Linked DNA regions of Mus musculus: region 2 is linked to region 1. Evidence: chromatin contacts called from ENCODE Hi-C or POLR2A ChIA-PET data. All regions are on one chromosome and are shown on one strand. Each heading gives the region's core, a stretch centred on a gene start or an enhancer-like site at or near the end of the contact. The rest is flanking DNA. Distances are from core to core; before and after follow the strand shown. Region 1 holds the start of Sdad1 (SDA1 domain containing 1). Region 2 holds the start of Cxcl10 (chemokine (C-X-C motif) ligand 10).

What was found. Hi-C counts contacts between places; a loop is a spot of excess contacts on that map. ChIA-PET counts read pairs that join two places held with the same protein, here RNA polymerase II (POLR2A).
Region 2: a loop to region 1 is called in a map of heart, with 2.5 times the contacts of the local background. The contact joins the promoter of Cxcl10 here to the promoter of Sdad1 in region 1. A Hi-C loop is called at or near these places in 4 of 37 maps with a recorded cell type or tissue (Patski, heart and mouse trophoblast stem cell). POLR2A ChIA-PET finds 5 or more read pairs at or near these places in 1 of 5 experiments (Patski).

Annotation. Positions count from the first base shown.
Region 1 is chr5:92,308,010-92,312,996 of GRCm38, reverse strand. Sdad1 (SDA1 domain containing 1) reads left to right here and starts at 2,973. Exons shown (of 22, transcript NM_172713.2): 1 at 2,973-3,205. The coding sequence starts at 3,116.
Region 2 is chr5:92,346,379-92,351,365 of GRCm38, reverse strand. It overlaps Cxcl10 (chemokine (C-X-C motif) ligand 10), which reads left to right and starts at 2,477. Exons shown (of 4, transcript NM_021274.2): 1 at 2,477-2,612; 2 at 3,151-3,277; 3 at 3,472-3,561; 4 at 3,981-4,728. The coding sequence starts at 2,552. The coding sequence ends at 3,999. It also overlaps a transcript of Art3 not described here.

The sequences.
Region 1 (4,987 bases), core at 1,724-4,223:
ACTCTTCAAGCTCTCAGGTGTAAAAACAGAAAAACAAAAAGCAAACAAACAAAACCCAACAAACTATTCAGTGGGTTTTTTGAGGAAAAAAAAATGTTTTTTAAGGACCTGGGGGTAAGTTTTAAGAAAATAAAAGGATGATGCCCAGATGAGTTTGAGTTCTGCCTAGGGTTCTAGGGGCGTCCATAACAACTCAGTTCTCTTTTCCTAGGAAAGAAAGAAATCGATGGGCTTGCTGGCAAAATTCATAATAAATATACAAAGTAGTGGAGAAGGGAAGGAACAATTAAAAAGTAAGCTATTGACCAGTGAGTGGCTCAGCGGGTGTTGGTGCTTGCTGCCCAGGAGGGCAACCCGAGTTGGATTCTAAAGTTAGCTTTAGAAAAGGCAGACGTGTCTTAGCTGATTTAATCTGCAGGTGGTCATTTTAATCAAGCCTGTGGGAGTTTGGTTTGTTGTTAAAACAAGAGCAGGCGCTCCCCCTAGTGGCGACTTTAACAGTTTCTCAAAACAATGTATTTTAGGCAGACAGGAACATTCTCAATGTTGGTTCCTTTTTCTTCTTTTTTATGTGCACGGTGTTTCGCCTGTACAGCACATGCACGCAGAGTATCTGCAAAAGGCAGAAGACGGTGTCAGAATTCTCGGGACTAGAGTTACAGACGATTGTGAGCTGACATGTGGGCAACCAGGAATTGAACCCAGGTCCTCTGCAATAGCAGTCAGTGCTTGCTCTTAACAGCTGAGCCATCTCTCTAGTGCCCTCTCTCTTGGTTTCAAGTGAGAGTAATGAAAATTTCTGTTGACCACCTTTTGAGATAATTTTTAAAATTCTTTTTCTTTTCAGATTTTACGTATTTATTTATTTGTTTATTTATTTAATATATATGAACGTTTTGCCTGCAGGAATGTATATGCACCATATGCATGCCTGGTACCCAAGGAGGTCAGAAGAGGGCATTAGACCCCCTGGAACTTGGGTTCCGTATGGTTGTGAGCTACCATGTCGTTGTTGGGAACTGAACCTGTCCTCTGCAAGGACCTACTGCTCACTGATAGCTGCTGGATGACAAGGTGACAAGGGAGTCAGTTTTCTTCAGCAATGTAGTGCCTATGAAGATGACCATGTTCTGCGGACGGCTGCACATCCAAAAATATACAAACGGCACAAACTGGACTTGATGAAGACAGAAAAGGAGAGGGAGGGGGAGAGGAAAGGGGAGGGGAAAGGAAAGGGAGGGGGAGGAAGAGAGAGAGGAGAGAGAGTGGGTCTGGGGGAGTTAGGGGAAGAGTAATATGATCAAAAACATATTTTAGGAAATTTTCAAAAAATTAAAATGTTGCTTTAATCTTATGATTAAAGAATTGGGAAAAACTTTAGAAGTTAGCCATCTACATTCCACAAACATTGACGGCCTCTGGAAGGAAAAATCCCCTCATAGAACACTAACGCCCTCACGAGCACTCTTGATCTAACTGTCCTCAGGACTTATCCAGATATGATTATAAATTTCTTTTGATTTGGGCTCTAACATGGTGTCAGGTAACCTTGGATGAAGTTGATCTAGGAAACTGCTTAGGTTACACAGAATAATAACACCTTGATTCATCTATTAGTGTAAGACTAGTTACCATCTACCGGGCAGTGGTGGCGCATACCTTTAATCCCGGCAGTAGGGAGGCAGAGGCAGGCAGATTTCTGAGTTCAAAGTCAGCCTGGTCTACAGAGTGAGTTCCAGGACAGCCAGGGCTACATAGAGAAACCCTGTCTCGAAAAAAACAAAACAAAACAAAAACAAAACAAAACAAAAACCTAGTTACCATCCAACAGCTGTTTTCCCCTCTGTGGTTAGAATTAAGAGAGTTGCCTGGGTGCGGTGGTGGCACACACCTTTAAGACCCAACACTCCTGAGGCAGAGTCAGATGGATCTCTGAGTTCAAGGCCAGCCTGGTCTACAGAGTGAGTTCCAGGACCGCCAAGGCTACACAGAGAAACCTGTCTCAAAAAACAAAACCAAACAAACAAACCAACACCAACAAAAAAACAATCTAACCTCCACCCCTGCTCTTTGCCATTCTCTAAAACATATTCTCTAAGCATACTCCTCATGGATTTTTTTCTTCTACCTTTAGTACAGCCTAAAAGAAAATGATTCTCATTTCTGACAAGGTTTTTGTTTTAGTGATGTGTGTGCAACTCTGTGTGGGTATGTGTGCTGTGAGCACAGGCACCTGCTGAGGGCACACATTTCTCAGGAGCTGGAGTTAACTATAGATGGTTGAGAGCCACCGTGTGTTGCAAACTGAGCCTGAGTCCCTACAGCAGTACCAGATCTTAGCTGCTAAACCATCTCCAGCCCCTAATCCTCATTTTATAATACAGGATCTCATGTATCTCAGGTTTCTCTCAAATTCCTATGTAACTGAGGATGACCTTGGAGTCTCAACCCTCCCGCCGCCTCTTCTCTGAGTATGCGGGTTGCAGGCATGAGCCAACACACGCAGTTTATGGAGAGCTGGAGAAGAAACCTAGGGTCTCCTATGAGATAGGACACCTGAACCAGTCCCCAGGCCCCTGCTTAATTTCTGTCGTTTTTCTTGAGACAGAGTAAGCCTCGGGCTTGCCCCAAACAAATATAATGCTCCTGCCTCAGCTTCCTGAGTACAGGGATTACAGTTGTATGCTGTCATACCTGAGTCCCATATTAATCCTCATTTATTTGGGCCACCATAAGAATGCTGAGCTAGATGGGGAGAACTGGGAGGAATTGGCGGAGGAAAAAGAACATGATCAAATATATTGTATAAAAATTGTTTTCAGTGGAAAAGAATGTTGAGATAAGGAAACCTGCTCCAGAGTTTGGTGACAACCAGTAGCGGTTGTCCACCGGCAGGGACCGATAGCGTGCAGACGCCTACAAAGAGTTGCAGCAGGGTGGTGAAGTTTGATCCTCTGAGCGTTCCGTAGCTCGGTCGGGCAAGCGGCGTGTCCCACGTGCCGTTTCCGGTTACACTGGGACCCACGAGTCTAAGCTGCCGCGGGGCCCGGGCTGCGACTGACAGAGGCGGACGTTTTCCAAGCACTGCTCGCCAGGGAGCCCACCCACAGCCACCATGTCCGGCAGGAACAACAACAAGCTGCCCAGCAACCTGCCGCAGTTACAGAACCTGATCAAGCGGGACCCGCCGGCCTACGTGGAGGAGGTGGGACCGGGATCCGGCTCCCCGGGATGCTCCGGTGTGCTTCCGGGGGCCTGGGGAGGAAACGGACGGGGGATGGAGATACGGGGGACGGGACATGCAGACCCCACCAACACTGAAACACACCCTAAAACCTGCTGCCTCCGGGTTTATCCGCCCGCCTCGCCGACGTGGGCCGGTAACGTCCGTTGGCCGCCTCAGAGCAAAAACTCGAGTTAGCCCCTAGCATACGATGAGTCGTGTGTTAAACATGCTTTCCACAGACGGCCTCTCCCGAGTGCCCCAAGCTCTGCCAAGAAGAGCAAGGAGTTCTCAGATGGCAGGGCCACCCCACAGTCAAGAGTGTAGAAGATGTAGTTAAGCCACAGTTCAAACTCCCTGGGAGTCACCCTGAGCTAGATTTGAAAAAAATGCTTTGAGGGAAATGTGCGGTCTAAAACTCTGTTAGGTCCAGTTTGTGAGGGGCATGGCATACTCCAAGTGTGTGAATTCATAAGAACCACGAAATGAAGGCCGTGACTTTGTACTCTTAACCTGGTAGATAGATTAAGACGCGCCTTTGCCTTTATTATTTGTCTTCTTACACACCGCCCTTCCCAATCCTCCCTGTCTCCCCCCCCCCCTTACTGGTCCCCTTCTCTCCTCAGACAGCCCCCACTTCACTTCTGTATACACATCACATTTATTTCAGTTCCCTGCATCCCTTTAAGGTCTCTTCTTCCAGAGCTGGGGAGTTGACTCAATGGTTAAGAGCACTGGCTGTTCTTCCAGAGGACCTGGGTTCAAGGCCCAGCACTTACATGATAGCTCATAACCATCTGTTGCTCTAGTGTTAGGGGATGCGACACCCGACTTCTGGCCTCTGGATACTAGGCATATGTATACACGCACATACAAGTAGGCAAGCTCTCAATACACATTAAACATAAGCTCTTACTGGGTTCCCCTTTCTAACTTGTGTCACAAACTAAATTGAAATCTGACTTTTGCTTCTGAGAGGAAACAGGCTACCTCTCTGAGTCTGGTTTAATTTCTTAACATCTTTCCTCCTGTTGTCATGGTTTCAGCTCTTGATTGGAAAAAACTAAATGCATGTACCACATTTTCACTACACATTCTGTTGATGGACTTAAAGGCTGGCTCTGCTTCTTGCTGCCGTGGTTCGTGCACCAGTAAACACAAATGTGCAAGTGTGTCTATGGTGTTTGATCAGAGTCCTTTTATTATAAACCAGGCCGTAGAAGGCCAGTTTTAGTTTGTCCATAGTGGTTCTACCATGGACATCCGCACCATGAGCTGTGTGTGTGCGAGTGTGTGTGTGTGTGTGTGTGTGTGTGCTCCCACTCTATCCCCACCAGTGGTGTGTGTGTGCATGTGTGTGGAGCGTGAGAGAGAAGGGGAATATAGTTTCTGTTTTCCCACATTTGCTGTCTGTCTTTTGCCTGCTGACAGCCATTCCGATGAGGTGAGATAGAATCTCAGATTATTTTAATTTGCATGTTGCACACTTTTTCACATAGTTACCGGCCTTTGTATTTATGTTGAGAGTTGTCAATTCAATCCTTTATAGTCTGTTTATTGATTGGAAGGTGTGGTTTGGTTTATACGGTTCTTGACGTATTCCACCTGCGAGCCTCCAGTCTGAGAGATAGCAGTGAAGCCTTCCTGACATTCTGGAGTTGTCTTCACTGGCCTGGCCCTGCTTTCTTTTTCATCGCAGACACCCCCTTTTCTCCGTTCTTTTTTTGTACTGTCCAAATCCTGTCAGTGGGTGCTTGAGACCGT
Region 2 (4,987 bases), core at 1,228-3,727, 39 kb before region 1:
CTGTGCGTGTGTTTGTGTCTCTGTGTATGGTGTGTGTCTGTGGGGGGGGGGGAAGGCACTTCTGTCTTGCATATGCTTCCCCTCCTGGTCATTTGTTTAAGCACACCTCACTCTTCTGTTTCGTTTGTCTTTGAGATGGGCTCTCTACATAGCCCTGGCTGTCCTGGAACTCACTATGTAGACCAGTCCAGTCTTGAACTCAAAGAGATCTAGCTGTCTCCACCTCCCAAGTACTAGGACTAAAGGTGTGTGCTATCACGTGCAGTCCGTAAGCACACTTCACTCTTGAGTGTGTGTGTGTGTGTGTGTGTGAGAGAGAGAGAGAGAGAGAGAGAGAGAGAGAGAGAGAGAGAGGGAGAGGGGAGAGGGGAGAGGGGGAGAGAGAGAGAGAGAGAGAGAGAGAGAGAGAGGGAGAGAGAGAGAGGGCTTCTCTACGTAACCCTAGCTATCCTGAAACTCACTACATAGACCAAGCTGTCCGGGAATTCGGAGGTCTACCTGCCTCTGCCTCCCAAGTACTGGAATTACTCTTACGGCTTACTTTTCCTCAAGGGTCTTCAAAGCACTTCTGACCATAGGGAGCGGACTCTTAGGAAATTCCATATAGATTCTTTTATTTCAGTCATTTGACATTAACTTTATAGTCATAAATTTTGATATTTTTTTACAGATCTGAATATGTTTGAAGAAATGTTCATTTTTCTCCTAGCCACAAAAATTCCATGACATGTATACCATACTTGCCATAATCTGCTATAATTCAGTGCAAAATGGCCTGTTCTAGTCAAAGGGCTGCTTTCAAGTACGAGTGACTATTTACTGGATACAATGTATGTATACTACAGTAACTTTCATTTTAGCATGAAATTCTGTGTAAAACAAGTCCAATTTAAACCCCTTCTAGGTGTTTAGTTCCAGAAACACCAAAGAAACATCAAAGATAACTTCAGCCAAGCAGACACAGGCAAGTCTGGAGCCTGAACCAAGGATCTGCTCTTTGGAGCCACTGCATAACCAAGTGTTTGAGAGCGTGGGCTACAGAGATGGAGTTTCTGGATTCCTAGAGGGTTGAATGAGGGAAAACTCTTGACTAACAGATGCTTAACACTACGCAATAGTTACTAAACTCTTTTCTCCTCAGTAAGGGACTATATATCCACTTGCTAACTGTTTTTTCTTAACATCCTCAAATCTGTTTTTCCTTCACATCTTGACTGAGAACTTGTACAATAACAAAATAAAATAAAACTGTCACCATGTATCTTTCTTTATTGTTTAATGTAAAACTGCTCAGCACCTCTTTCCACTCTAAAATTCTGAGGTTCCTACAGCGCAGCGTCTATTCTGCAGAAGCAGGTTGGGAGAGACTGCTCATGGCGTCCTCTCACAGTAGCCTTCTCCCAGCAGAAGGTTGCAAAACGAAAGTCTCTTGGCTTGTCTCTGCCCCCATTCCCTTCTGTCTGTCCTTCCAGATTCCACGGCTGTCCCGTGATTTGCTCCCTTGAAAGCTTAGCTCTGTTCTAGTCCTTGGACTACATCAATGTGGATTTTGCTCTCTAGAAATTTCTATCTTTCCCAAGCAGCAACTCCCTTCCTGTTCTGGTGACAGCTCCTGTTTCCCAGTTCCCGTTGGTGGGTACAGGTTTCACTCTTGGCCTCTGTTGTCAAGTTTTGAACCGGTACACTCCAGGCTCCTGTCCCATTCCCAGGATGAGTCACCTCCATCCCCTTCATCACTGTCACCTCTATGCGAGATCTATGTAACCTCACCTACTCTTCCAGGTCCCAGGTATCTGCTGCCTTGGGTGCTGTGCAGAGTGACATCCACACTCACTTTCATCCTTGACCCTGTAACCACACACTCACAAAGAAGACAATCAAAGCATCCCTGAGAGAATCAGCACGGGGCAACAATTAGCTTTGCAATTCCTCTTGTAACTTGTAAACATTAGTGTGACACTTCCGGCTTCTGTTCTGAATGCCTGCTCTAACTGTTCACTAAGTTGTATAGACTTTGGATCTGGCTAAATTTGGCGTGTGATTTTTTTTTAAAGTTTATTCCAAGTATTTTATAATAAAGCATATGAAGTAAAAAGCAAAAATAAACAGTGTAAACACAACAAATGTAAAAACCATGGTTAGAACCTGACTTAGATATCAGTTCTGTGTTTTATTTATGAGAGAAGGAAGATGAGAATTAAAGCCATTTCCAGACTTATTCTGCAAGGCACTGCATCTGATTTCTCAAACAGCTCACGCTTTGGAAAGTGAAACTTACCTCACTCGTTAAAAATTAAAAGGAGCACAAGAGGGGAGAGGGAAATTCCAAGTTCATGGGTCACAATAAACACAAGCAATGCCCTCGGTTTACAGGGGACTTCCCTCGGGTTGCGGAGCCTTGCTGAGTCATCTCCAAAGTCAGCCAATCAGGACTCAGGGAGGGAAACTCTTTGCAGATAAATACTCCTCAGCAGCCGGCACTCGAGAAGCGCTTCATCCACCGCTGAGAGACATCCCGAGCCAACCTTCCGGAAGCCTCCCCATCAGCACCATGAACCCAAGTGCTGCCGTCATTTTCTGCCTCATCCTGCTGGGTCTGAGTGGGACTCAAGGTAAGGGACACCAAGGCCATTTAATTAACGAAGTCAGAAGTCAGACGATTAAGCTCAGTTCTAAACACAGCATGTATTTAAGCTTTAATGTGTGTACCTATAAAGAAGAGGGAAGCAGGAAGAAATCCCTTCAGCTTGCAGAGTTTATCATAGGCTGGTTGAAGTCAGAGAAAAATAGAATAAAAGCAAAGGAACGAAGAAGGGAAGAAAGGGAGAAAAGGAGGAGGGAGGAGGAAGAAGGAGGGAAGAGAGAGTCAGGAGAAAGGGCGAAAGAGTGGGATGGGGTAAGGCACGGATGCCTCCTTGCCTGAGCCTAACCAATACTGTGAGCAGTGCATAAATGCAGGATTTCGTAACTGACAAGTTGCAGATCTCTCTTTACCATGACCAAGATATTCAAACACTCAGCCCTATGATACGATGGGATGCGTCTCTCCACAGATCAGACAGGGTCTGCTAAACACTACCTCATCCATTTTAAGTGCCTAAAATGAAACCGTGTGCTGACCTTCCTGGCTCTCCCCCTCTCTTCCTGCAGGGATCCCTCTCGCAAGGACGGTCCGCTGCAACTGCATCCATATCGATGACGGGCCAGTGAGAATGAGGGCCATAGGGAAGCTTGAAATCATCCCTGCGAGCCTATCCTGCCCACGTGTTGAGATCATGTGAGTACAAGCCCACCTGCCGATAAACGTCCCTCCCGTAACCACACAGTAAATAAGTGAGGGAAACCAGGAAAGATAGGGACGGGTCTGTGACTCTAACTAAGGCACAGTGCCTGAACTCTGACATGGACCTGCAGGGCCATCAGCTCTGTTGGCCTGACGTTAATCTGAGTATCTCACTCTTATTTCTATAGTGCCACGATGAAAAAGAATGATGAGCAGAGATGTCTGAATCCGGAATCTAAGACCATCAAGAATTTAATGAAAGCGTTTAGCCAAAAAAGGTAGGTTTGATGTTGCTTTTTCAGGAAATGGTGGTCTGGGGAGCAGCGCCTGCCCTGGGCTTTGCTGTGGGGCATCTGCCCTAAACTCATGGCACCGGCATGTGCCTTTGTCTCTCCATTTACACAGACACTGAGGTGCCTTCTTAGGTCATACATTCCTAGTGTCTAGAAGTGGAGCAGTTATTATACCTGTCACGGGTAAAGCTGCCAAATGCCCACCCCCCCCCCACTTCCTCACTTAAAAAAAAAAAAAACAAAAAACACACAAACCCATTCTGTCCCCTCAACCCCCACCCACCCGTGACCCATGGAGATTGTGTAGCAGAGGAAAATGCACCAGGCCTTTTGCCCCAGGGTCTTTGGGTTCCCAAAGTGAAAGCAGAGTCTATTCCGCTCAATACAGTTTCCTCTTCCTACAGGTCTAAAAGGGCTCCTTAACTGGAGTGAAGCCACGCACACACCCCGGTGCTGCGATGGATGGACAGCAGAGAGCCTCTCTCCATCACTCCCCTTTACCCAGTGGATGGCTAGTCCTAATTGCCCTTGGTCTTCTGAAAGGTGACCAGCCGTGGTCACATCAGCTGCTACTCCTCCTGCAGGATGATGGTCAAGCCATGGTCCTGAGACAAAAGTAACTGCCGAAGCAAGAATTCTTTAAGGGCTGGTCTGAGTCCTCGCTCAAGTGGCTGGGATGGCTGTCCTAGCTCTGTACTGTAAGCTATGTGGAGGTGCGACGCCCTTCACCATGTGCCATGCCCAGGCTGCTCCCCACACCCTCCTTGTCCTCCCTAGCTCAGGCTCGTCAGTTCTAAGTTTACCTGAGCTCTTTTATTTCAGATGTAAGACTACAAATTTAAGTTTGTAAGGACGAACTTAACCACCATCTTCCCAAGGGGTTATCAAGATACTCAGAGGAACCTGAAAATGTATGTGTAAATACTATTTAATGAACGACTGTACAAAGTAGAATTCCTAATGTATTTTTTGTATGCTTTGCATTGTATATGGAAGAACTTGTGTCATCAAGTATGTATCAATGGGTAGTTAAAGTTTATTTTTAAAACCGTCCAATACCTTTTGTATTATGTAACATTCAAAAGACAATGTACTGTATTGAAAGTAGTAAGAGACCCAAAATGTAATAAAGTAATAATAACTGACATGAAATGGTCATGTGACTGAGAATTCTTTCAGAGATTTAGAGACTCAATGGCCTGAACAAGAAGTTGGGGTGGGTAGGAGACAAACAAGTCAGGAGAACTACCACACTACTTCTTGGTTTAGCCTCCTTCGAGGCTGATCGTGTAGGCTTCCTGTGACTGGTGAGGCAAAAAGGGAAAAGGCCTGAGTCTCAGTGGACCCTGTCCTGATGAGTTTTCACTGTCAACTCCACACAGCTGAGAGTCCCTGGGAAGAAGGTGGGCTT